2 separate regions of the Mus musculus genome follow, and region 1 is linked to region 2. The links are chromatin loops, found by intact Hi-C in ENCODE. Cell type or tissue: gastrocnemius. All regions are shown on one strand. Links, peaks and the distances in the headings refer to the core of each region. The heading gives the core; the rest is flanking DNA. Region 1 has its middle 36 kb from the start of Gm52239. Region 2 has its middle 42 kb from the start of Krtap11-1.

The links. Peaks named below come from ENCODE experiments on the same cell type or tissue, not always from the same donor. Only the 100,000 strongest peaks of a DNase experiment are listed, where the experiment ranks them.
Region 1: a loop joins it to region 2, with 2.6 times the contacts of the local background. A loop is called at or near these places in 3 of 42 quality-filtered maps.

The regions. Positions count from the first base shown.
Region 1 is chr16:89,752,294-89,765,384 of GRCm38, reverse strand. No RefSeq gene overlaps it. Among named protein-coding and RNA genes, the nearest start is that of Gm52239, 36 kb to the left of the region's middle. In gastrocnemius, for the core only: no CTCF peak of the experiment used is centred there; a DNase peak (open chromatin) is centred at 7,817.
Region 2 is chr16:89,607,146-89,619,289 of GRCm38, reverse strand. No RefSeq gene overlaps it. Among named protein-coding and RNA genes, the nearest start is that of Krtap11-1, 42 kb to the right of the region's middle. In gastrocnemius, for the core only: no CTCF peak of the experiment used is centred there; DNase peaks (open chromatin) are centred at 1,775 and 5,348; H3K27ac peaks cover 952 bases.

The DNA.
Region 1 (13,091 bases), core at 3,091-11,090, 140 kb before region 2:
AATGAGTTTTGTATTTGTATGAAATGCTTACTTGAGCAGTCCCCACCTGTGATGCAGGGTTTTGTCCCTTAAGCATTTGGTTTTCGAGGGCTGCGGGATCTTTCTGGCAAGCATAAGGACCCGGAGTTTGGTACCTAAAAGCCACAAAAAACTGTCAAGCCTGGTGGTGTGTACCTGTGCTCCTAGCCCCAAAGAGGTGGAGACATGGCTCCCAGCAGCTCCCAGCCTTAGCTTTACAGTGAGTAGCTACACAGGTCAGGGAAAATCTCACCTCTTAGAAGGTGTGAGGTGCCTGAGAAATTATGCCTGAGCATCTGAGGTTGTCCTCTTGTCCCACATGAGGACAACCTTGCAAGTCTCTCTCTCTCTCTCTCTTACACACACACACACACACACACACACACACACACACACACACACAGAGAGAGACTCAGACTCAAAGAGTGGGGACGGAGGGGAGAGAGAATCACATATTTGCTTTCAGAGGTTTAGTCTGTTGGGCCCCACAGAGAGCAACACGGGAGCTGTTCAGTAAAAGTCATTGTCAAATCTGGGGAGCCTTTAGATTTTGACATTTGATAGTTACAACTCATTTTCTACCCATGACCACACCCTCCCAGAAGTTCTCTTGTTAGACAACTGAAAAGAAGCTTAGATTTCATTACTTCTTTGCTATATCTTTTCTGGAGCGCTAATGAGCCCCTCCCCCTCTTAAAAAAAGTGTTTCTTTTTAGTGTGTTTCTGGTCTTTATTCTTCACATTCCACCCACGTTTCTTAAAAAAGTGTCCAGCCAGGGATTTTTAAGTGGAAAATTAACAACCCAAATCAAACTTTACCATTTAGGGGGAAAAAAAAAGACATTTTACAAAAAGGAGTTTTATTGCCCGGAGACGAAAAGGAAGTCATCTACACCACGGCCATGGACCTCCAGCTGTGGGCAGGTAGCTAGTATGAATCCCTTTGCTCTCACTTCCAGCAACGTCTGGCTGAATTCACCGGGAGGATGAGGCTGGCAGCCTCCTTTGCAGGTCTTTGTTCTAAAGGAGACTCTGCATCTCTCCTGTCCCACTCAGGTGGCCTTGTGCTTGAAGTTGGGACATCATTAGAGATGGTACCAAACCTTCGTTTATCACAAGTGGATCTCCGTGGATCTGAAGCAACCGGCTGCCCCCTCCTCATCCCACATCAATGTCTCTGATGTCTCTTCAGTGACATGACCCAGGTCAGATCTGTGGCTGCACTGAAAAGCTCTGGGCTTCGGAGAAAAGGATCAAGCATGGGTCGATTGAAAAATCTCTGTTACAACAGAGAGGGTGAAGAAGTGGATGAACTAAGAAAGCAGAAGTTGGGGGCCCACATGGGGGAAGATGCCATGATGAAACCTGTTACTTTGTATGCTCTCCTAAAGAGTGAATCTAAAGTTGCAACTACATCTGGTAGGATACATTTAACAGTTTCAGTGCTGTCTAAAGTTGCACTGGGTTTCCTGTGGCAAGCCTTCTTGCTCTTTCTAGGGTACCATTTAATCCAGCCTGCCCTTTCCCAATTGAGCTTGACATGGCAGTATTTCCAATACATAGGAGACCATTTCTTAAACTATGACAATTTGGGGAATCTGGAGTCTGGATGATAGGAGTGGACACAACTCAGTCTCAGAATCCTAGCTGGGGATGGCAAATCAGAAGACCCATTTTTCATATTGGGGAATTCTCCTGTATTCATTACTTTTTTAAAAAAAATTCTGTTGTTGCTGTGGTAAAATACCACGACCCAAAAACACTTAAGGAAAAAAAATGTATACTTTGGCTTATGGCTCTGGAGGGTTAAGATGTCCATAATGCCTGGGGAGGCATGGCGGCAGGCAGCTGGAGCAGGAAGCCAAGAGATCACATATTAGCTGCATACAGAAAGCAGAGAGAGCAAGCAGGAAACGGGCAAAGCTATGAACCCTCAAAGCCCTCCCCCCCAGGAACGGGCTTCCTCCAGCAAGGCTGTACTTCCTTAGGGTTCCATAACCTCCCCCAAACACTGAACCCACTGGAGACCAAGTGTTCCAACACATGTGCCCCTGGAGGACATTTCTCATTCAGACTGAAGCACCTGCTAATTCCTTGCTGCAGCTCCTGGGCTGAGGTTTCCAGAACCTTCCAGCATGGCACCAGCTGGGAACCTAGGCTTTAACCCAAGAGCCCATGGGGGACATTTCATATTCAAACCACAGAATTAAAAGATAACTCTATCCAAGCCTCTGTTTAGGGACACAAGAGAGAATCCAGTGGGTGCAAAGCCCTCATGTCTGACTTTTGGAGGGCAAAGGAAGCAAGGCTCAACTTCACCCTGCTTTGTAAGGCAATGGGGTCTTGTTTTACAGTCACTAGCTGTTTCTCCTAGAAGAATCTCTCAGCTCTACAGAGCCTGCTTTCTCGCCTATAATGAGTGAGCTACTGTGCTGCCCTAATCTATAGTAAGGGGGCGGAGGAAGAAGTCAGTGTACGAGAAAGTAGATGGTAGCGCAGGTTCGTTTTTTTTTTTTTTTTTTTTTTTTCTCTCCACTTGCCACAAATGACAGTCACCTGGGAAGAGTGCACCTCAAGTGAAGAGTTACCTTCATCAGATGGGCCTGGGGACAAGTCTGTGCGGCATTTCCTTGATTAAAGACGGATGTGGGAGGGGCCAGCCCTCTGTGGGCGGTGCCACCCCATGGGCAGGTGGTCCTGGGTAGCTTACTAAAGTAGGTTGAGCCAGCCATGGGCGACCACACCAGAAAGTAGTGTTCCTGCTTCTTTGGACGATGGGTGTAACCTGTAAGCTGAATAAGTCCTTTCTCCTTCCAAGCTGGTTGTGTGTTTCATCGCAGCAACAGAAAGGATGGTGGGGAAGCACTTTATGAACTGTGGAGTGCTGTGTGCATCTTAGACATCACTCAGAACTGCAAACTGGCTGGGCAGTCTCTGCCCCAGGAACCAGGAATGTAAATTGGCCATTGTTTCCGGCAGGACGCGGAGCCTCACCTTGTTAACTTCATGTTCCGAACGTTCTGCTCTCCTCCCTCTCTCTCTTTTCATGTCAACAAAGCTATTATTTTGTGCACCATTTCCCCGAAGGCTGGAAATTGGCCAGGGACACTGATAGGAAGCCAGTTTTCATTGCTGATGTTGTGCTGAAAAGCTAGAAGTGGGATGATGTCATAGGAAAGCGGAGCACTAGTTAGAATCCACGGTTTGCTTCTTTCTTTTTCTTTTTTCTTTTTAAATTAGTTTTTAAATGAAGAGAAAAAAAATGATGGGACTCTTCACCCAGATGAATATTGGCTTCCAGGCTGTTCTCACAGAACACATGAGCTGATGTTTATGCTCTTGGGGCCTGTGTTGCTTTGACATTCAAATCTTCTCGGGTGTAGGAGAGAAAGCTAGTGAGTTCAAACTAACAAGAAAGGATGCACTTGGGTTTCTTAAAAGCCCCACGTTCCTAGCCCACCTCAGGGAGAGGCCTGACCTCTCCACTCTTAGCTTTTCTCTTTCCTTCACTGATGGCTCTCTCAGCCTTCTGTTAAAAAATTCTATCAGAGACTGAGAGGCTTAAAACAACAGAAATGTAAGAAATGCCTTCTGACTGTCGGGAGGTTCAAAGTCTGAAATCAAGGTACCAAAGTTGCTCCCTCTATAAGCTCAAGGAAGTATTCCATTTATTTTCTCTCCTGTCCAGGAAGTATTTTGTTCATTTCCTGCCCTGGCTTCTGGTCACTGGGACACCATCACTGGGCTGTGACTACATCACTCTCATTTTTTAACGTCTGGTTTGGATGCCTTCTGGTCTGTGGTTTCTTCTGTCAGTCTAAAACTTCTGCCTCTGGTTCATAATGACATCTCTCTGGATTGAGGGACACCAGATTAATTCAGGACAATCTTTTTAAAAAAGATTTATTTATTTTATATGTGTGTGTATACTGTTGCTGTCTTCAGACACTCCAGAGAAGGGCACCAGATCCCATTACAGATGGTTGTGAGCCACCATGTGGTTGCTGGGAATTGAACTCAGGACCTCTGGAAGAGTAGTCAGTGCTCTTAACCGCTGAGCCTTCTGTCCAACCCCATTAAGGAAAATCTTGCTGTAAGATGCTTAATTTAACCTGGGTGTGGTGGTGCATGCCTTTAATCCCAGCATTAGGGAGGCAGAGGCAGGTGGATTTCTGAGTTCGAGGCCAGCCTGGTCTACAAAGTGAGTTCCAGGACAGCCAGGGCCACACAGAGAAACCCTGTCTCGAAAAACAAAACAAACAAACAGAAAAATAACCAAAAACCAAAAACCAAAAAACCAAAAGAAAACAACAACAAAAAAAAGCTTAATTTATCACATATACAGAGATGCTTTGAGGTTCTGGAAATCTGGAAACAGTAAAGGTGTTTTGTTCTTTGTTTTCTTTTTTGACTCAAGATCTAAGCTCTGGTTTCAGCGGGCACTCTTGAATGCTCATGTATACAGACACACGATGTTCTCTCAAAATTACGCATGAGTCTTAAATATCCTTCTCTGGTTGCTTAAGGCCTTACTTAAAGTCTTAGTTTCAGAGAAAAATTCAACAGCAGAACAGTAAGAGAGTTAAACTCTCTACTAGGAGCCCTCAGGGGAAAGGGTCTGGAAGGTTCCGGGGCAGAACTGGTCACTAAGCAGGACAGGAGAGAGCAAAGAGCACTGTAAAGTAGACCTGAGAGAAAGCACACCCACCAGCTCAGAAGACAGCCTGCTGCCCTCTTAGCCCCCACAGCTCCAACAGCTGACTGACAAGGACCTGCCTGCCATGTGTGCTAACCTTTTCAGAGTCTCAAGCGTCACACGAAGCTGTCACCTCTGAGCACTTTGTATGTAGAGTTATATATTTCCTTTATTAAAGAACTCTATTTTTTCCCTGCTCTGGGTGGCGCAGTATTTCTGCAGAGTTGTTAATTTCTCAGGTGAAGGATGACCCATGACTTCCTGTGTTTACAAGGTTCGAACTTGAACTGTCTTGACAGACCCCTGTGTTTGTTTCCAGAGAAGTCTTAGAAGACTTGGGGATCTTTGAGACATGGCCCTTGGCCCAGAGTCACTGGGGGCTGACCTTTGAGAGCTGTGGCCCAGCCTTCACATCCCTTGTTTTCTGGTTGGTGTCACCAAATAATGACCCAACTCTACAGCCTAGGCCCTAAGACCTTCTGTGTTCCTTTTCTTTTTTCTTTTCTTTCTTTTTTTAAAGATTCATTTATTTATTTTATGTATATGAGTATACCATTGCTCTCTTCAGACATACCAGAAGAGGGCATCAGATCCCATTACAGATGGTTGTGAGCCACCATGTGGTTGCTGAGATTTGAACTTAGGACCTCTGGAAGAGCAGTCAGTGCTCTTAACCTCTGAGCCATCTCTCCTGCCCCCTGTGTTAATTTTCTATTGTTCTAATAAGACACCACCACTAATACAACTTATAGAAGAAAGGGTTTATCTGGCCTTAGAGTTTGTTATGGTGGTGAAGTGTGCCAGCAAACAGCAAGGATGGTGGCAGGCCCTGGATGCTGCCGACTCATACCTTGAACTTCAAGCAAACCACAGAGGGAACAAAGCTGAGCTCTTAAAGTCTCCCTCCAGTGGCATACTTGTTCCAGCACAGCCATACCTCCTAAGCCTCCCCACCCCACCCCACCCCACCGTCCGAGGAGCACATGTTCCTGTCCTTGAGACTATGGGGGGGGGGAGGCATCTCATTCAAACTACCTGTGATGATTTGAGCCCTCCACAGGCTCAGGTGTTTGGCTACTTGGTCCCCAGCTGGTGGAACTGTTTGGGAAGGATTAGGAGGTGTAACCTGGTCAGAGGTGGTGAGTCATTTGGGGTGGGCTTTAAGGTTTCAAAAGAGTTGAGCCATTCCTAGATTCCCCAGTGGGGAGCCCGATGTGAGTTCTCTACCATTCCCCTTTCTCTGCCGCCATGGACTCCAATGCTCTGAAACTGTAAACACAATTAAATGCTCTTTTCTTTTTTAAATAAGCTGCTTTGGTCATAGGGTTTTGACACAGCAATAGAGAAGTAACTAAGACACCACCAGTCTCTTATTCTTAAAACAAAACAAAAACGCACACATTTTCTTTGCTCCTTAACTCTCTGCTTAGATTCCCTACTTCCCACCCCCACCCCTTATCCTCCCCCCCATCCCCCTCTCCCGCTGAAGGACTGTTTTTCTAAGCTAGCTTGTCCATCCCATTAATGTAGAAATCCTTAGCTTTCCAGACAGCGCTGTAGGCAAAGCAGAATATTGTGTAGAAAGATTCTAGGACTGAAACTGATGTATTTATGCGATCGAAAGATGTTCACGCAAAAGATGTTCATGATTTGTGTTCACACACCCTACATCTTTAGGGATCAGTTACAATGCCCCCCCCCCCTTCACATCTTAACAAGAATCATTGTGTTTCTGACATGGTTCTATTTCAACGCTACCCACCTCTGCCTCCAAGCTTTGGGAGACGTTTCCATCAATCTCAGTTCTCTTCTGCTTATCAGAATTTGGAGTTCTGGTAAACCTTTGGGTCCTTGGATGTGCTATCAGCTCTGATTTTACATGGTGCACTGATCTGCTAAGCTTTATGACCCCTTTCTTTTATCCTTTTCTTTGCTCTACCAGTAAACCTTGACCTACAGGTAACTTCTGCCACTGGTAGCTCTCAGCCGGCTTAGCAGCCACCGGCTCTCCTCTTCCATGCAAAAGAACCCGAACCTATGGCAATGCAGTGAGTCCGCTGTGCCCTGCGCCGTGCTCATGGAGGGTCCACGGAACCACAGTGGATCCAGCAACCATGTGATATGACCTCAGATGGACAGGATGAGTGTTCAGGCTGGATCCTTGAGGATGGGGAGGAAGGAGAGGAAGGGAATGAGAGCGAGAGTGAGCGAGAGAGAGAATGAGCCAGAGAGTGTAAGAGAAAGCAAGAGTGAGAGAGAGAGAGAGAGAGAGAGAGAGAGAGAGAGACAGAGAGAGACAGAGAGAGAGAGAGAGAGAGGGAGAGAGGGAGAGAGAGCATGCCAGTGATCAGGAACAACAGTGGCACATTGTCTCCAGGATAAGCTTCCTTAGTTGTTCTCTTTTTTTTGAACTTCACTCAAAACCTGGGGTGGGTTAGGAGACTCTGGCCTGGTTTGCCTCCCATGGGTGAGGAGAAGGGACGGTATCTTTGGTGAGAAGAGCCGAAACCCACTACCGGGAGGAAGAAGCCCTTCCTCAGCAGGGCACAGGGCTTCTCCCTTCCTCAGCAGGGCACAGGGCTTCTCCCTTCCTCAGCAGGGCACAGGGCTTCTCCCTTCCTCAGCAGGGCACAGGGCTTCTCCCATGACTAAGTGAGATGGGACTCAGCTTCTGGGACTGTAGGGCTGGAACATTTCTAAGTTGTTTTTTTTTTTTAAAGATGAGATGAAAAAAATTTTTTTCTTGTTTGCTTTTGTTATTGATTTGAGTTTCAAAAACAAGTTTTCCTGAGGCTTAAGCCCAGCGGTACTTGGAATAAGAACCACGAGAGAAGAGGGGCAGTTCGTAGAGGCTTCAGCAGGCTCTCAAGCCCCCCCCTTTGAAGATTTTATTATCTTTCATACAACTTCATTTTCAGAGAGTTGAAGAGAAATTTGCATAATTTTATACATAAATGCTGTAAAGTATGATGGGAAAAGCTTGCTCCTTTGAGTTGGAAATGTTCATAAACTCAGACTTTCTTCCTGGCAGTCATTCTCTGTAAAATATGGAAATGACCGTGTCTGTCTGGCAGGGCAGTTGAAAAGCGCACATGGCTCTCTAGGCACAGATGGAGCCTTTCATAAACGTTAGCTGTTTAGTCCCACTGTGAGTTTCTGTGGATGTTTCTCCTTATCGTGAATCATATGTTCTTTCCCTGTAATGAGTTCAAAACCACTTCTCTTCCCTTCGAGTTTATTTTATTTATTTAATTTTATTTTTTGCTTTGGAGCTGAGGGTGGTGGTGAACTGAATCATAGGAGTCAGACTTTATCCCCAGGTTTCTGTCACAAAGTCACGGCCATCTTTCCCTTTGATTGTAGAAGAGACAGGGTGTCTACCTAGTTGTCAACAATTATCCCCGATGGCCAGAGTCAGCTGCAGTTGAGGGCGAAATGAAATCCTCAGTGGGTCTGAGTCTTGGTTGGAAGCAGAGTCCTCAGGTTAGGAGGGAGAGTGTGAGTGAGCAAAGGGGAAGCCATGTCTGACGTATGAGCGGCAATGGGTAGAAGCAGTTTGTCCCTTCGCAGCTTCCGTACTCTGATAAGTTTTCTTTCTTCCACTGACTGTTCCTCTGGAAATTTACCAACGAAAAGAACCTTCCAGATCTTTCAGTGGGACTGAAAACGGAGACTGTCATGAGATAAACAAGATGCCATTTACTGAGGACGGCAGACAGAGAGAAACAACAGCAAATGATGTTGGCACGCAGAAGGGAAAGAAAGAGCAGATTCTGTGAAACGCAGGAAGCATCCTTTCCCCCAGCCAGAGTGGGAGAGGGAGCAAGAGCATGGGAGGTAGAGCATGGGCATCGGCGAGAGTCTCACTCCCAACGTGGACTCTTTCCTAGGCTCTCTGATTTTCCTATTAAAAAAAAAAAAAAAAAAAAAGAAAAGAAAAAGAAAAAAAAAAGAAAAAGATTAACACCTCATATGGGGCTCGTGTGAAGATTAAATGAGAATATCAAGTACACTGGAGTGATTCGAACAGATGACGTTGCAGTTCGTATGTTAATGGAGTCAGTAATGTATGTGCAGGTGCTGGGGACATGGCTCAGTGGTTAAACTGCTTGCTTTGCAAGCATCAGGACCAGAGTTAGGATTCTTGGAATCCATGGAAACACCACTTGGGTGTGGGGCATCACTTGTGATTCCAGCCCTGTAAGCTGGAGATCGAGGGAACGCTCCCCCCAATTCCAGCAAGCTGGCTGGCAATACTAGCAATATCAGCAAACTCTGAGTTTGATTTGAGAGATCCTGCCTCACTGAGTAAGGTGGAAGAGGCATGCAGGAGTATTCAACCGTGGGACTCCACATGGAAGCTTACACGTACACACGTGTATGTGCACACACACGTGCAACACACACATACACCACATGCATGTGGACAATGGAAAATACGTTCAAAATCTTATCTGAAAAATTTTAAATTAAGCTTTTATTATAGGTAACTGTGTAATAAATAATCTTGTTAATTGTGTTATGATAATACTGCCACTCAAAGTGTAATAGCAGAAAAGAAACCAAACCATACCAAACCCGTGGTCTCTGAGGCCACAAAGATGTCAGCATCTTACGGTTAGTTACTGAGAGGTTTGAGAGAGGTGGCAGAACTCGCTGAATTTCAGTGTTTTATCCATACAGTAGAGATGGCAAGCTATGGCTTTCAGCATTGCAGGAAGATTACAAAACAGCTCATGAAAATTGCTTTGCATATGGTAAGCAATAAACCCCAATGCTATGCCTTTTTTGTTACTATTCTGAGACTATTATTACCCTGTCAGAATTCATAGCTATCCCAGAATATAGGATCTAAGAATCTCACAGGGATAATATAGGAGTCATGTTATATTCATTATACTATATGATAGGCAGACATGAAAGAGAACCTGATGGATATTTAGTTTGGAGCCCAGCTCCCCAGTGTCCACGGTAAGTAGGATGTGTGAACTGGCTATCTTGCTATCTTGAATGGAATGGACGTTCTGTGCTACGTGCCCTTCATCTTCAAAAAGTTTTTATATTGAGCTTAATGCCCCCCCCCCCTCACCGGCAAAGGCCACGGTTCTAGGTCCCAGTGACAATTCCTGGTGTTCTCTTAGGCACCTGGGCACAGTCAGCACTCGGGGATAGATCCTCAGTGAACAATACATGGACGAGTGAGATAAGAAACAAGAACTGTTTGACAATATTGGTCTTTATTCTATAGGCACATTTTGTGTGTGTGTGTGTGTGTGTGTGTGTGTGTGTGTGCACATGTGCGCACACACACGTGTGGTGCTGTATCAGTCACGGTACAGGAAAGAAAGCAGGACTATTGTGAGTTTTATAGAGCTTGAGAGTTATTAAAGGAACAAAACCATGCATGGTTGTGGGAAGAGATGGACAGGCATGGGAAGGAGGGTTTTGGGGATCAGAGGAAGGCCACTGGCGCAGCGAGCTAGTACAGAACTCACAAGGAGTGCGGAAAGGCATATGTTAGCTGCAGAGGTGGGGTGGAGAGCAGGCTGGTTTGGGCTAGATGGACCAGTTCCTGGGCACATGTTTGTGCAGCTGTTTCAGATGCTGGTCAGTTCTTGCCATAGTTCTCCAGAGAAACACAGCCAACAGCACAGCATTTCATTAACTAATTCACCATAGAGGACTTAAGTGGCTCGTGTGACAGTGCTGGCTGGGAAAATCTGAGATTCAGGGACTCAATGACATTGACAAGGTCTGTGGGAGACTTCTCTCCTCCTTAGAGATGCCAATCTCCGGGCTTAGTTAAGGCCTTCAGCTGGTTGCATAAGGCTGACCCACATTATGGAGAACAACCTGGTGCCGTCAAAGTTCAGTGATTGCAATGTCAATCTCAGAGCCCTGGGAATTCCAGGAGACAGGCAGAAATAATGTAAAATTACACAGTCTGCTCTATTAACTTCACGGCCATGCACCTTCTTAGCTCACACTTAATGTTCTACCGTGATGCAACCATACCTCATACACCCTGTCCAAAGTAGAAATGCATTATTTATCATTTAATCCATGTCTAGGTGGTAGTATTCCACTGTAAGCCTTATTATATTCTTTCTATCTTTTTTTTAATCTTCTAATTTAAATAGGAAGATAGCAAGGCAGACCATAAAACATAACAGGTAATAATAGACCCTAGCATAGTGTGCGTGGGGGGAACCATGGGCTTGATATACCCACAATGTTACCAGGCCCAAGTCTGAATTCCCCATGCACAGAAGGCCAGCTCACTCTAGAGATAAGACATTGGGGAGAGAAAGGCAACTTTATTCAGAGGAACTGGACATTGTTGAAGATGCAGGACTCTTGTCTTGGGGGGTCTTTTTTTTCCTGCAGATGGCTGATGGGTGATCCCAGACTGGTGGGCAACCCCTCAGTGTCTGAGGCAGCTGCTGCTGGACACTTGTTCCTAACCTAAGCATGAGACCATTAGAATCTTAGCATCACAGGAACAAGCATGATTCTTTCCACAGGCAGTATTTGTCAGTGACTGGACGGTCCACATGTGGCTCCTGGATTTTATCATGGACAGCAGGAAGTGGCTCGGTGCTCTGAGGCCCACTTTCTGGTTGTCGAATTTATGGGGATGAAAGACAACCCCCTTAATGCTCAACTCACAAGCACTCCTATCTAGTGAGGAGAGCACCAGTCAACAGGGCCAGTCTTTGTTTCTGTAGATGCTCAGGTGGAACTAGCTATGTATCGTTTCTGCCTTCCCCTGCCTGATCTGCATGCTGTACAACGACTCCGGCTTTTAGTCTTTGCTATTGTGACCAGCTGTAAGATAGTTGATACAAAATACTCTGCCTCAGCTGCTTCTCCACCCCCATTGCCAAGAGGCTATCCAACTGTCCTGTCAGGGCACTGCTAAGCATCTTGGCAAGGCTGGTGAATTCTGTGTCCTGAACTTGCCACGCCCCTGTCTGATACAAATGATTTCACAGGCTTGAATCAAGATAGTGTGAAGCTCTCTGCTGACTAATGAGAAGTTCTCAGAATCCGAAATCTTGAACCTGGCAGGCAGGAGTGGTGCAGGTGCGAAAGGCAATTCCCATGCAGGACAAGTATCTCTTCTAGTGAGAATGACTGACCCCTGTGTGTCCACTCCACTGCACGACTCTCTCAGGAATGGGGCTATATCAAACCTCCTTCCACATAGGAGTCTGCTGTAGGTGCATTGAACACTCAATGGATGGAGTTTTTTCTTTTTTTTTTTTTTTTCTGAGACAGGGTTTCGCTATTGTAGCCCTGGCTGCCCTGGAACTCACTTTGTAGACCAGGCTGACCTCGAACTCAGAAATTTGCCTGCCTCTGCCTCCCAAGTGCTGGGATAAAAGGCGTGCAGCACCACCACCTGGCTGGAGTTCATTTTTATTGAGGCCATTATTTTGATGTCCACCAATTCATCAGGCTGTTTTGTGTTCTTCCTCTCAGCCCCATGCTCCCAGAAATAAGATTCAGACTCAAAATATAGTTACGAATACCTTAGCCATATAGCTAGACTAGATCATAACTTAAAACAACCCATTTATTTTAATCTATAGCCCATTTATTTTAATCTACATTCTGTCACATGGATGTTGACCTGTGCTCAGGTACCATGTGTCTGTCTTGTCCCATCTTCCCAGGCTAATCTCCTGCCTGGAACAATCCCAGGATCCTTTCTGCCTCCCACATGTCCCACCTCCTATTTCCTGCCTTAGCTATAGGCCATCAGATTTATTATTGACAGGTGATACATCCATATAGACATAATATAGTCTCTCTACAGTTGGGCAAGGATGGGGGTGACATGAAGTAAGGCTGGGTGGATCTCATGTAACCCTGTGTAGCTGTGCCCTTCCTGTGGTGAGGCCTCTCTTCAGCAAAAGTCACGTAGAACCCAACATCTCCACACTATCTGTGCAGAAAGCGCTGCCTTTGTATCTTCTCTCAATCACTATCTTGTCACTATTTTTTTTTTAAATCATGTTCCTTGAAGGTAAGACCTTGTTAGTGAAGACCTCATACACAGGACTTAGAAGACTTAAGCTGGAAGGTCATATGGGGCCAGGTAAACTACTCCCGAAGTTTATTTGCTTTCTTCCTGAAACTCAAGGGTTCAGAAGGGTATATAGCCTGGACAACTCACATCCTGTCTATGAGGCCTGTGGGGGCTGGACCCTTCCACATGCTTTGACTGGGGTCATGGCTCTGGGTTTTCTGTTCTCCCAGCAGCCTCTGCCTGCCTTCCTGTCATCTTGAAATCATTTCCGAGCAGCAGAGCTGAACTTACCATGGTAGGTCAGGGCCGCTAACAGCAAAAATGTAGGCATAACAGGTCTGC
Region 2 (12,144 bases), core at 1,679-9,678:
CTTCTAGACAAGCAGGGCCTTTCCTTGGTTTGGAACTCACTAACTTGGCTGGTTGGGTTGACCAATGAGTTGCAGGTCTGTGTGTCTATATTGCTATAGTACTGAGAATACAGCACATGGTGGCTTTTTGCTGTGGGTGCTGGGGAATAAGCTCAGGTCTTTATATTTGTACAGTAAGCATTTTACCAATGAAACTATCTCCCCACTCTTCATTGTATCCATGATGCAAGCGGTTTAAGACAGACCATGTACATTTTCTGGGTGGTTTCTTCTTCTTTCTTCTTCTTCTTCTTCTTCTTCTTCTTCTTCTTCTTCTTCTTCTTCTTCTTCTTCTTCTTCTTCTTCTTCTTCTTCTCCTTCTCCTTCTCCTTCTCCTTCTCCTTCTCCTTCTCCTTCTCCTTCTCCTTCTCCTTCTCCTTCTCCTTCTCCTTCTCCTTCTCCTTCTCCTTCTCCTTCTCCTTCTCCTTCTCCTTCTCCTTCTCCTTCTCCTTCTCTTCTTCTCCTTCTCCTTCTCTTCTTCTCCTTCTCTTCTCCGTCTCTTCCCCCTCCTCTCTTCCTCCTCCTCCTCCTTCTTATTTTCTTCTTTTTCATCAGGAGCTTCACATAACCATTGGTAAAGGTCTGGGCCTGGCCTGTCTTCAGGCCACTCACATGAGTTATGGCTGGTTTTGTGTCTACCTCTCTTGCTCCTTTTTGCAAAAATATCCACACGGACAGCATAGCACATGAGAGCATGTTCCTTCTTGATAGCAGAGTTGGCTGTGACAAGGTAGCAGCAGTCTTTTGTTGTGAGTTTTGACAGCAGAGGGCTTGAATGATTTTGCTCTGGGCTGGGCCTTGGCTGCATGATTCTTCCAAGGGTTCGTGGTGCTCACAGCTTGACTTCGGCAGAGGTATCATGGAATCACCGGATTCCAGGCTGCGCTGTTGAAGGTCTGGGCTCGAAGGTCTGGGCTCTTGTCTTCAGGTAGCCAGATGGCTCAGCCTCAGGTGACTGTGATGAGTGCCCGCTGTTGTTTATTATTGGGAATGAAAGTAGTTTTGCTTTTGATCAGTGACATTACAAAGGCTGCTTTAATTTGTTAATGTGGCTAAGTTTAATAACCACGGTGAATGTAAAAGTCTGCTTGCCTCATATCCCCTAATGAGCATGGTTGGAAAATTTTATCTTTATGGGTTCTCATCCTCACCTTCAAACAGAGGAAAAATAAAAGCTCCCCATAAGGAAGGAGAGTACATATGCATTAAAAATAAATCCCTGTAGCCTACAATGTCCAGATATAGAAGGGCTGTGACACATGACAGGATCAATACGTTTGAGTCACAGTGGGTGATCTGAAGACTAGCTTTCATTGTTCACTCCTGCCCATGAGCTTGTGACTGAGATTAAATAGTTTGTCAGTGGATGCAGAGAATGAGATTTCGAGAGGGCTAGCACAGGGCTACAACGCTCCCCAGTGCAGGGCGCATCGATTTTTAGCATTGTCGGCCGCCTTAGCTGTATTGTTTTTTCCTTTGGAAAACAAACACAAAACAGCAGCACATGACAGACTAGGACTCATAGAATGGTATGTGAATATGCAGTTTTTAACATTGCAGACTAGGAAAACTAGCTGAAAAATTTGCCACAGGGACAAATGGACTAGCATAGGTCAAGATAATTTTATAGTAAAGAGAATTCTATTTTTAGAACTCTAGTTCTTCCCCGGAGTGGAGATGCCATCCGAGTCATTTAGAAATGAGATGAAATGCCCTTGCTATCCCTGGGCTGATGTCCAGCTGGCTCTTCTCGTCCTGTTCCTGTTGACAGTTATTGCTTGCTTGTGTGAACTAAGGTCAAGTCTAGCTCCCTTCTCTACACCATGCTTTTGTCTGCTTAATTCTTATGAGATCCATGGTCTTATAAGTCTTTCATCCCTCAGGAAGTATGATGGCTATTCCAAATAGATTGTATCTGGAATGAACTACAGTCCAGAAATGGAGCATACACCTGTGATCCAGATCTTGGGGCTGGAAGACACAGACAGGCTTTTGATCCAGGTCTTGAAGCAGAGTAGCCATGAAAAGCTTAGGCCTAGGCAAGGTGATACACATCTTTAATCCCAGGAAACTGAGGCAAGCTGATCTCTAAGTTCAAGGCCAGCCTGGGACAGAGCAAGTTCCAAGTAAAGAACAGTTTAGGTCCAGGCATGGTGGTATAATCTTGGCCACACCTTCTGCTGGAGGCCTACATTCATAAAGACATTGGAATCTGCTTGCACTTACTTGCCCACACATCTGTTGGAAGCTACTTCTTTAGCATTCCAGCTTATTCAGAAGACCAGATGAAACACCTAGCCTCGTGGGACTGAGCAACTACTAGATTCTTGGACTTTCCATTCACAGCTGACCAGTGCTGTGTTAGTTGGACTGCAGCCTGTAAGTCATACCAACAATTTCCCTTAATATAGAGAGACATTCCCTAAGTTCTGTGACTCTAGAGAACCCTTACTAATACAGAAGGAAGTCAGGAAAGGCCAGCAAGTTTCACACAGACACACAGGTGGGTGTGGTAAAAATAGAGTGTCCATTACAGAAGCAAATACAATGCATTTTCTTTGACTATTTCGGTGTAGTGAGGATGATCTTGCACGAACACAATGATGAGTATTGTTAGAAGAAAATTCAATACAGTAAGTGATAGACAGATCACAATTACCAAGACCTGACACAATTTCTTCTGTTATTCAGGGGTCCTCCATGCTGAAAACTACATAAAAAACGACAGCTTATGTGAGTGGTACTCAAACATCAGCTTGTGTCAGGACCGGTTAGAGGGTTGGGGATGCCAACATGGCTGTCTCCCGCCTCAGGGTCTCCAGTTCAGGATGATGGGGGTGGGGTCTAAGGACTAGGATCTCTAGCAAATTCCCAGGTACTGCTGATGCTGTCCCAGGAGCCCCAGTTTCAGAACCATTGGTTAGGTGACAAGATGTCATTGTCCACTTGACAAGAAGTCTGGATTCAGGTGACTCTCAGACTAGTCTATGGTTAGAGGATTCTGGGGTTCCTACCCTTTGACTTCACCGGGTGTAAAGTGGTATGTTTTCATTTCATGCTTATCTCCTCATGATTACAAGATGGCTACTGTTGCTCCAGACATCACACCCTCACACTGCCTTGGTCTTAGTTAGGGTTTTACTGCTGTGAACAGACACTATGATCAAAGCAACTCTTATATGGGCAATGTTTAATTGGGGCTGGCTTACAGGTTCAGAGGTTCAGTCCATTAGCTTTAAGGTGGGAGAATGGCAGTGTCCAGGCAGACATGTTGTAGAAGCTAAGAGTTGTGCGTCTTCATCTGAAGGCTGCTTCTAGGCAGCTTGGATGAGGGTCTTAAAGCCCATATCCACAGTGGCACACCTACTTCAACAAGGTCATACCTCCTAATAGTGTCATTCCCTGGGCCAAGCATATACAAACAAACCATCACAGCCTTCAAATGTAGAAAGAACTAAGACCCCAAGGATGTCTGAAAGTACTTGAAACCAACAGTCAAGACATCTCCACTTTGAAGTAACTTGAGATCCTGAGGTCCGCACTGGTGTATTTGGTAAAAGTGTTGATTTATGATTTCCTGTGCTCCATGTGGGGGAAAAATCTTATTCATGGCTTTTAGAGTTTTTGTTTGTTTTTTCTTTGTTTTCTGTTTGCTTGGCTTGCAACTTTAAGTTTGAGACTACTTTGATGCGGGCAAATGTTCACATATCAGATGCCTACCTTGGCAGAAAGGGTAACCCAGGGTTACAAGTTGGCATCTGTTATGGCTTGAAAAGGGTCTAGAGATTGGTTAGCTCCCTGTAATCGTATTAGGAGATGGTGGTGAATTTAAGAGGAGGTGTCTAGTGAGAGCAAGTTAGGTCTTTGGAGACGTGTCAATGATTAAAGCACACTGACGAAAACATAGCTTAGTCTGGAAGGGGTTCATTTGGCTGACAACTGCAGGTTACAGTCCATCACTATAGGAACCGGAAGCCACTGGTCCCATACCATCAGTCAGGAGCACAGAGAAAGGCACGTGTGCATCTCCATGCTTATATAGTCCAAGGCCCCAAACCAGGAAACGGGCCATCCACTCTCAGACTGGGTCTATCCACATCAATCAAGCTAATTAAGACAAACCCTCACAGGCATGCCTACAGACCAGCCTGATCGGGACAATCCATCATTAAAATCTCTTCATGGCGATTCTCGGTTTTTCCAGATTTACAAAGGGATCCATCAGAGGATCTAGCCTATCCCTCTCTCTGCCTTTGCTTGCTGACACTCTCTGAGGAGCATCTCCATCCAACCCCGTGCTCTCCAGCACATGTACTGTTGAACCCGAGACCACAAAGCACAGGGTCAGCTGAGAAGGGACAAAGCCCATGAGACCGTTCTACAGCTTTCTGTTTTCTGTTATTTTCTTATGGGTGTGTAGCCAGTTTGGAGCCACGGCCTTGCACAGGCCTGGTAAGTTCTCCAAATCCTGGTTATTCCTCGCGCTGCGCCCTTTGTCTGTCCTTTAAGATGGTTTTCTGAGGCACTGTGTCTCAGTGAAAGCAAATCACAGGAGCCTCTCAAAAGTCAGTCGTATTTATGTGCCCTGCTATTGTCTGGGGTTTATAAAATCCCGATAACCTTGAAGAGGATTCTCTCACTGGCTAAGCCAACTTTGTCAGTGGCACTCCATAGGTAGGGAAGTTTGGAATTTTTCCAACACAATCTTGAGAAAAAAAAATCTGTGAAATATTTTTCTTCTTCTGTTTTTTATTTTTATTTTTATTTTTTGTCCTTATCTCATGCGGACACTGATTGCATGGGGAAACAGAAGCCTCTTAGAGAAGACCTCTTGGTACAGGCACTAAATTTTATCATGGGGCACATCTTAATATTTCATGTTTTTTAATCAGAAATAGTGTTTGGCTTGTTTTGGGTTTTGCTTCTGATTGTCCTTATCAAAAACACTGTAAATATTTTTCTTTTAATCTGATCAAACCAGGCCAAGCCTGAAATCAGAAATGATTGTTGTTTCTGTATTTCTAGAGTTCCATATAAAAATATTCTCATTCGAGTCAATGGTGCAGTTGGAAGAATCCCGTGGGGTGGAGAGATAAGCCAGACAACGGAGGAAAGAAGTAGAAGGTTCGAGACTTCATCACGTCGTGAACATCCACAATGAGCGGTGCCTTTAAAATCCTGATGCATTCGCTGCTTCTGTTCAAAACCTTGCAGGGTGAAGGATGCCTTTGGGGTGGGTGATTTGCTTCTGCGTTTGGGTGCCTGCCAGCTGGAAAAAGTGCGGCCTTGGCAGTCTGCAGCCAATCTGGAAGGGCAGGATCTGTGGAGTCACCAGGGAAGGTGTTTTCTCGAATTCCTGCGCAGGCTCCAAGAACTAGTCCCTCTGGCTGGAGCTGGAGGGCGACTCACTGCTGGCTGTGTGCTTGATGGGATGCTGGCCAATAGCCAAGGATGCTGCGTTCCGATTCCTGGCTGTTCATGCCAGGGAGGTGTAGAAGGCATTGTGAGAAAGCTCACAGAGATTTCTGTTTTCTCAGGACCCTTCTTGGTCACTTCCTCTCAAAGGATCTCTGGCTTCCCCTATAGGCAGGGAGGCCTCACCCTCAAAAAGGATCGGAAACGTAGTTTCTTTTATTTCGTTCACGTTTTTCCTAGTCTCATTCTCTTTGTCACTGAGACCTGAATTCAGAACCAGATTATACGTTCTCTCAATGAAGTTTGGGTTTATCAGTTCTTGCGTATGCCAAAAATGTGACTAAACATGCTGGATATAGTTTGAAATTGTAAGAGGAGGAACCATCCTCTCCACTTGGGACTGGGGAGACCCACAAATGAGGGGTAGGAAGGATAGTAGGGAGAGTCTGTTGGGAGAGCTTCACTAACCATTCATTGCACACTGTCCTGTGGAGCTAGGCTCCCAGGGGCTGGTAGAAAACAATTGAAAAGAAAATCTGCAAGATCTATGGCTTTATTACAGATGGACTGAATTAAGGTAGACGGTGCCTGAAGATGTCACAGCCTGGACTGTATCTCCTTAAACCTCATATACTGAAGTTTTTACCCCACTTGCCCAAAATGTGATCACTTGGGAAATAAGGTCTTTAAAAAAAGGCAATTAAGAGCACCCTAATGAGCACCCCACTGAGGACTCCACTGAGCACTCACCCCACTGAGCACTCACCCCACTGCGTGTTCTCCACACTTTGACCATTTGTGAATCTCTGTATCAATCATTCTCCACTATGTAGATGATACTAGAGAGCCACATAATCTATATGTATAGAGATATGTGCTTAGAAGGCAGTTTGATGCTTTATCACTATCATCCCTCCTGCCCCCGACATACACAAACACACACACACACACACACACACACACACACACACACACACACACACACGGCTCAGGAAACATGGTGGAAGAGAAGTCAGGAAGGACTGGGGTAAAACTGTCCCCTGGACATGACAAGACCACTGCACTTGTAATCTCACAGAAACTATGGCCGCCTGCCCAAGCCTGTGCAAGATCAAGCCAGTCAGCAGCATTCCATGACGGATGAAGAGGGCTACACAAGCCTGCATCTTGAGCTAGAATCAGTTTTCTTTAGAGGTGTAGCCTCTGGTAGGTCGACCATGCTCCAGAGGTTGGCCCTCGGCACACAAGGACATAGGCAGCTCTAATTGCATTCACAAGTTACTTAGAATAAAGAGGAAATGAAGCTACAGAGGGGACATTGAAGGAGATCTGGGAGGAGCTGGAAAGGGAAGTAGGGCGATAAATATGATTGAGATACATTGCAAACATGTGAAATTCTCAAAGAACTAAAAGAACACATTATATATGCACACCACACACACACACACACACACACACACACACACACACACACACACACACTCGAGACAGTTTAGCAGTTAAGAGCACTTACTGCTGGTATAGATGACCTAGGTTTGATTCCCAGCACCCACACTGGACAGCTCACAGCTGCTTGTAACTCCAGCTCCAGGAGACCTCACGCCCTCTTCTGGCCTCTGCAGATACTTCATGCACACATTCACATTAAAAAAAAAATGAGTCTTCAGGTAGAACTATTTCCTATTTTCTGAGGAACCTCCAGACTGATTTCTACAGTGGTTGTACCAGCTTGCAATCCCACCAACAATGGAGGAGTGTTCCTCTTTCTCCACATCCTCACCAGCATGAGTTTTTGATCTTAGCCATTTTGATTGGTGTGAGGTGGAATCTCAGGGTCGTTTTGACTTGCATTTCTCTGATGACTAAGGACACTGAATATTTCTTTAATTGCATATCAGCCATTCGAGATTCCTCTGTTGAGAATTATCTGTTTAACTCTGTACCCCATTTTTCGATTGGGTTACTTGTTTTTTGTTTCTTTTTTGGAGTCTAACTTCTTGAGTTCTTTATATATTTTTGATTATTAGCCCTCTATTGGATGTAGGGTTAGCGAAGACTTTTTTCCCAATCTGTAGTTTGTCATTTTTTTTTTTCTATTGACTATGCCCTTTGCCTTACAGAAGCTTTTCAGTTCCATGAGGTCCCATTTGTTAATTGTTGATCTTAGAGCCTAAGCCATTGATGTTCTGTTTAGGAAAATTTCCCCTGTGCCAATGTATTCAAGACTATTTCCCACTTTCTCTTTCATTAGATTCAGTGTATCTGGTATTAAGTTGAGGTCTTTGATCTACTTGGATTTGAACTTTGTACAAAGACATAAGAATGGATCGGTTTGCATTCTTTTACATGCAGACCACCAGATAGGTCAGTAATATCTGTTGAAGATGCTTTCTCCCCCCCCCCCCCCACTGTATGATTTGGCTTCTTTGTCAAAGATCAAGTGTTCATAGGTGTGTGGTTTTATTTCTGAGTTTTTTGATTCTATTCCATTGATAGACTTATATGTCTCTGTACCAATACCATGCAGTTTTCATTGCTCTATAGTACAGCTTTAATGTGGTACTTCCTCAGAAAATTGGAAATAGTTCTACCTGAAGACCCAACTATACCACTCCTGGGCATAATCCCAATTGATACTCCAAAATATAACAAGGACATGCGATCCACTATGTTCATAGGGCCTTTATTCATAAGAGCCAGAAGCTGGAAACAACCCAGATGTCCCTCAACAGAAGAATGGATACAGAAAATGTGGCTCATTTACACAATGGAATACTACTCAGCTATCAAAAACTAGGACATCATGAATTTTGCCGGCAAATGGATAGAACTAGAAAATATCATCCTGAGCGAGATAACCCAAACCCAAAAGGACATGCATGTACTCACCAATATGTGGATATTAGCTGAAAAGTACAGATTACCCATGATACAACTCATAGACTGTATTAAGTTTAAAAAGAAGGAAGGCCCAAGTGTGGATACTTCAATCCCACTTGGAAGGGGGAACAAAATAATCATGTGAGGGAGGGACCTGGATGGAAGAGGGGAGGAAGAGGGAAGAAGGGGGGGGGGAAGGATCAGGTACAGGGGGGAGACAGGAGAGAAGCCCAGAGAGGCAGGAGAATGAATGAAAATGTGCAGCTTTGGGGGATTAGAGGCGGGGGAAACCTCTAGAAAGTCCCAGAGATCTGGGATTTGAGGATCTCCCAGAACTCAGTGGGGATGACCTTAGCAAAAATACCTAACAATGGGGAGATAGAACCCGAAGAGACCACCTCCAGCAGATAGATATGGCTCCCAGTGAAGAGATGGAGCCACCCACCCATCTTCAAAATTTTTGATACAGAATTGGGACGAAATGGAGCAGAGTCTGAAGGAAAAGACGATCCAGTGACCTGCCCAACTTGGGACTCATCCCATGCTCGGGCACCAAACCCCGACACTATTACTGATGCCACGTTGTGCTCTCAGACAGGAGCCTAGCATGACTATCCACCGAGAGACTCTCCTAGCAGCTAACTGAAATGCTGATACTTACAGCCATCCGTTGGACTGAGGTCCAGGGCCCCTATGGAAGAGTTAGGGGAAAGATTGAAGGAGCGGAAGGGGATGGCAACCCCATTGGAAGATCAACAATATCAACTAAATGGACCCCTCAGAGCTCCCAGAGACTAAGTCACCAACCAAAGAGCATACATGGGCTGGTGTGTGGCCCCTGGCACATATGTAGCAGAGGACTGCCTTGTCTGGCCTCAGTTAGTGAGAGAGGATGCCCCTAATCCTGTAGAGACTTGACACCCCAGGGAAGGGGGATGCTGGGGGTAGGGTGAGATGGGTGCATGTGAGGGGGTTGGTGGAGGTATGGGGGAGGACCCTTTCAGAGGCAAAGGGGTTGGGGTGAAGGACTCTGGGAGAGGGATGGGGAAGGAGGCAACATTTGTAATGTAAATAAATAAAATAATTTAACTAAAAATGTTTCTTCAAGATAAAGTGATTAAGTTAAAATGGGACTGTTAAGGTAGAATCTAATCTAGTGTGGTTGGTGTTCTTTTCAGAAGGGATCAGTGCACAGATATATGGAAAGCTGTTATGTGGATACAGGAGGAGACAGCCTAAGAGCTGACAGAAGAAACCGAACTTTGACCGATCTTTGAGCACAACCTCCATAGCTATAGGAAAACAAAATTTTGACATTTAAAACAGCCTGTGGAAGCCAGGCAGTGGTGCCATACACCTTTAATCCCAGCACTTGGGAGGCAGAGGCAGGCAGATTTCCGAGTTCGAGGCTAGCCTGGTCTACAGAGTGAGTTCCAGGACAGCCAGGGCTACACAGAGAAACCTTGTCTCAAAAACAAACAAACAAACAAACAAACAACCCAAAACACCCAAAAGACAAAACAAAACAAAACAAAACCAGCCTGTGGAATTTTATAATGGCAATTGCAGTACTCACGTGGGAGGAATATTGCATTTTCAAGATGTCCCTCAAGTGATGTGTGTATGTGTGTAGTGTGCGCGCGCATATTAAAGAATCATTATTTTAGGTTTTGAAAAATAAAATTGTATTGACAAAAGCTTTGTGCATTAACTGCTATTCTCTTGCTGTGATAAAATACCATGGATAAGACAACTTACAGAAGGAAGCATTTATTTGGGCTTGTGGTTCCAGAGGGTTAGGGTTCCTAAAGGCAGAGACAGCATGGGAGCAGGTAGCAGACATGGTGGCTACAGCTAGAAGTGAGAGCTGAGAGCTCACGTTTTCAACTGTGAGCAGGAAGCTGAGTAGGTGAACTGGGAACACAGACTGGAAACTGCAAAGCCTGCCTCCCTGTACCTCCCTGTACTTCCTCCATCCTGGCCACACCCCCTAAACCTAGCCAAACAGTGCCACCAACTGGGAACAGGGACTCAAACTTCTGTGCCTCGGGAGATTTGTTTGTTAAATAAGAACTCAGAACTCAGCATCTGCCAGGTCCAGGCTCAGGGAGAAGGCTCTGCTTTCGGCACTGTGCTTTCTGGACTCAGACGCATCCTGTATTGCCTTTCTTCTGCAAAGAGAAATGCATACTGGCCTCCTCAGAGGGAAATATACTAGTTCACATGACATAGCACCGAGGCCTGGCTCAGGATGAGACACATTCAGAGCCTGGGGCATAAGCTATGAGGAGACAAGGTTACGCACGTCTGGAATCTACAGTTACACAACCAGGAGGGCTGGGCACTCTGGGCACAGATGGTAGGCAGGTTCTCACTTTCGATGAGAGTCCAGCTAGGGCTGTGTCGGCATTTGTAGAGTATCGTCTACTAGATTTCATGATCTAATTACTGCTTATTCGTCTTAGGTGAGGTCCTGTCCTGTGTAACAGAAGCAATGTATCCCCTTTCTAGACAGTGGAGCTTGCTTGCTTTTGAAAGCAGGGCAGCCACTTTGTGTCTGAGTGAGCCCAGGAGGTGTCGGGAACACACAGTCCCTGGAAGCTGAGCACCGCCGCTGTGTGCCAGGGCTGGCATCTGCTTAGTGCCCTGTTCTTATTTCTATTGAAGGTCAACCAAAATGTCTGCTCTTGACTACGGTCAGGGCTAGTGAAAGCTTGGGAACAGACAGGCACACTCCCTCACCCTTTTATGTGGCCCGCTTTCTATTCCTCCAGAGCATCCAAGAAGTGACCAACAAAACTGGAGATTATGCCTGTTGAATTTCTAGTTGGTTGGGGCATGATTCTTCTGTAGGTTCAGGTCAAGTCTAAGGATTATTTGCTCTGAGGACCACCCCAAAAGAATCTCTCAAGGTCTTCAGATGTAAGAGCAAGTGATTGTAGAGACACAGGGCACCAAAGAACCTATGAGCTTATCTTACAGGTGGGAAAACCAGGCAACGGAAGTGAACCGACTAACCAAGATATCACAGCAGCAGACTAATATAAACACAGGGAGGGACTGGCAATGAAGACCAGACACGGGGGGGCTATGTTCTTCTATAGACACTAAACCTGTTCAGGAACCCTTACTCAAGAGGCTGTAGATTCACGTACTTTCTCTTGGGAGACATTTCTGAAGCTTTGAATACTACTTATCCCATTGTATTAAGAGCAATCCTTAATTTATCACCCAGATTCTCCTAGAGGAGGTTGAGGAGTGGGTGTATTTCAGTAGTCATTTCTAAGATGGCTTTGGGGTTACTTCCCAGCCTAGTCCTGGTGGCCTTGCTGCACCCATGGATGCTCTGAGGGAATTGCTCTCCATCCTGCTCTTGGCCGGTGTGGTCTTTGAGTATACCTGTCATGGTGGCTTTCTTCCATGGTGGTCCAATCTTCACCAACCTTTGCACCATCACCAGCAAGAGATGTAACTAAGTTTGTCCTTTGTAGAACTTTAGAGGTCAGAGCAGCATAAACATTCCCTTCCCCACATTGTGGAGGGAGAATTTCAACATCAATTCATTTGCTCATGGCAGGTCCAGGTCTCTCTAGCAGTTGCCTTTTAGCAAATTTTTTTTTAAAGTTTTTTACTTGTTCACTTTGTATCCCTTTCTTTGTCTCCTCCCAGTCATCTCCTCCCACAATCCCTCCTCCACTCCTTCTCCTTCTCCTCTGAGTGGGTGGGGGCTCCCTGGGTATTTCCCAACCCTGACACTTCATCTCTCACTGAGGCCACACAATGCAGCTAGAAGAACGTACCCCCCAGACA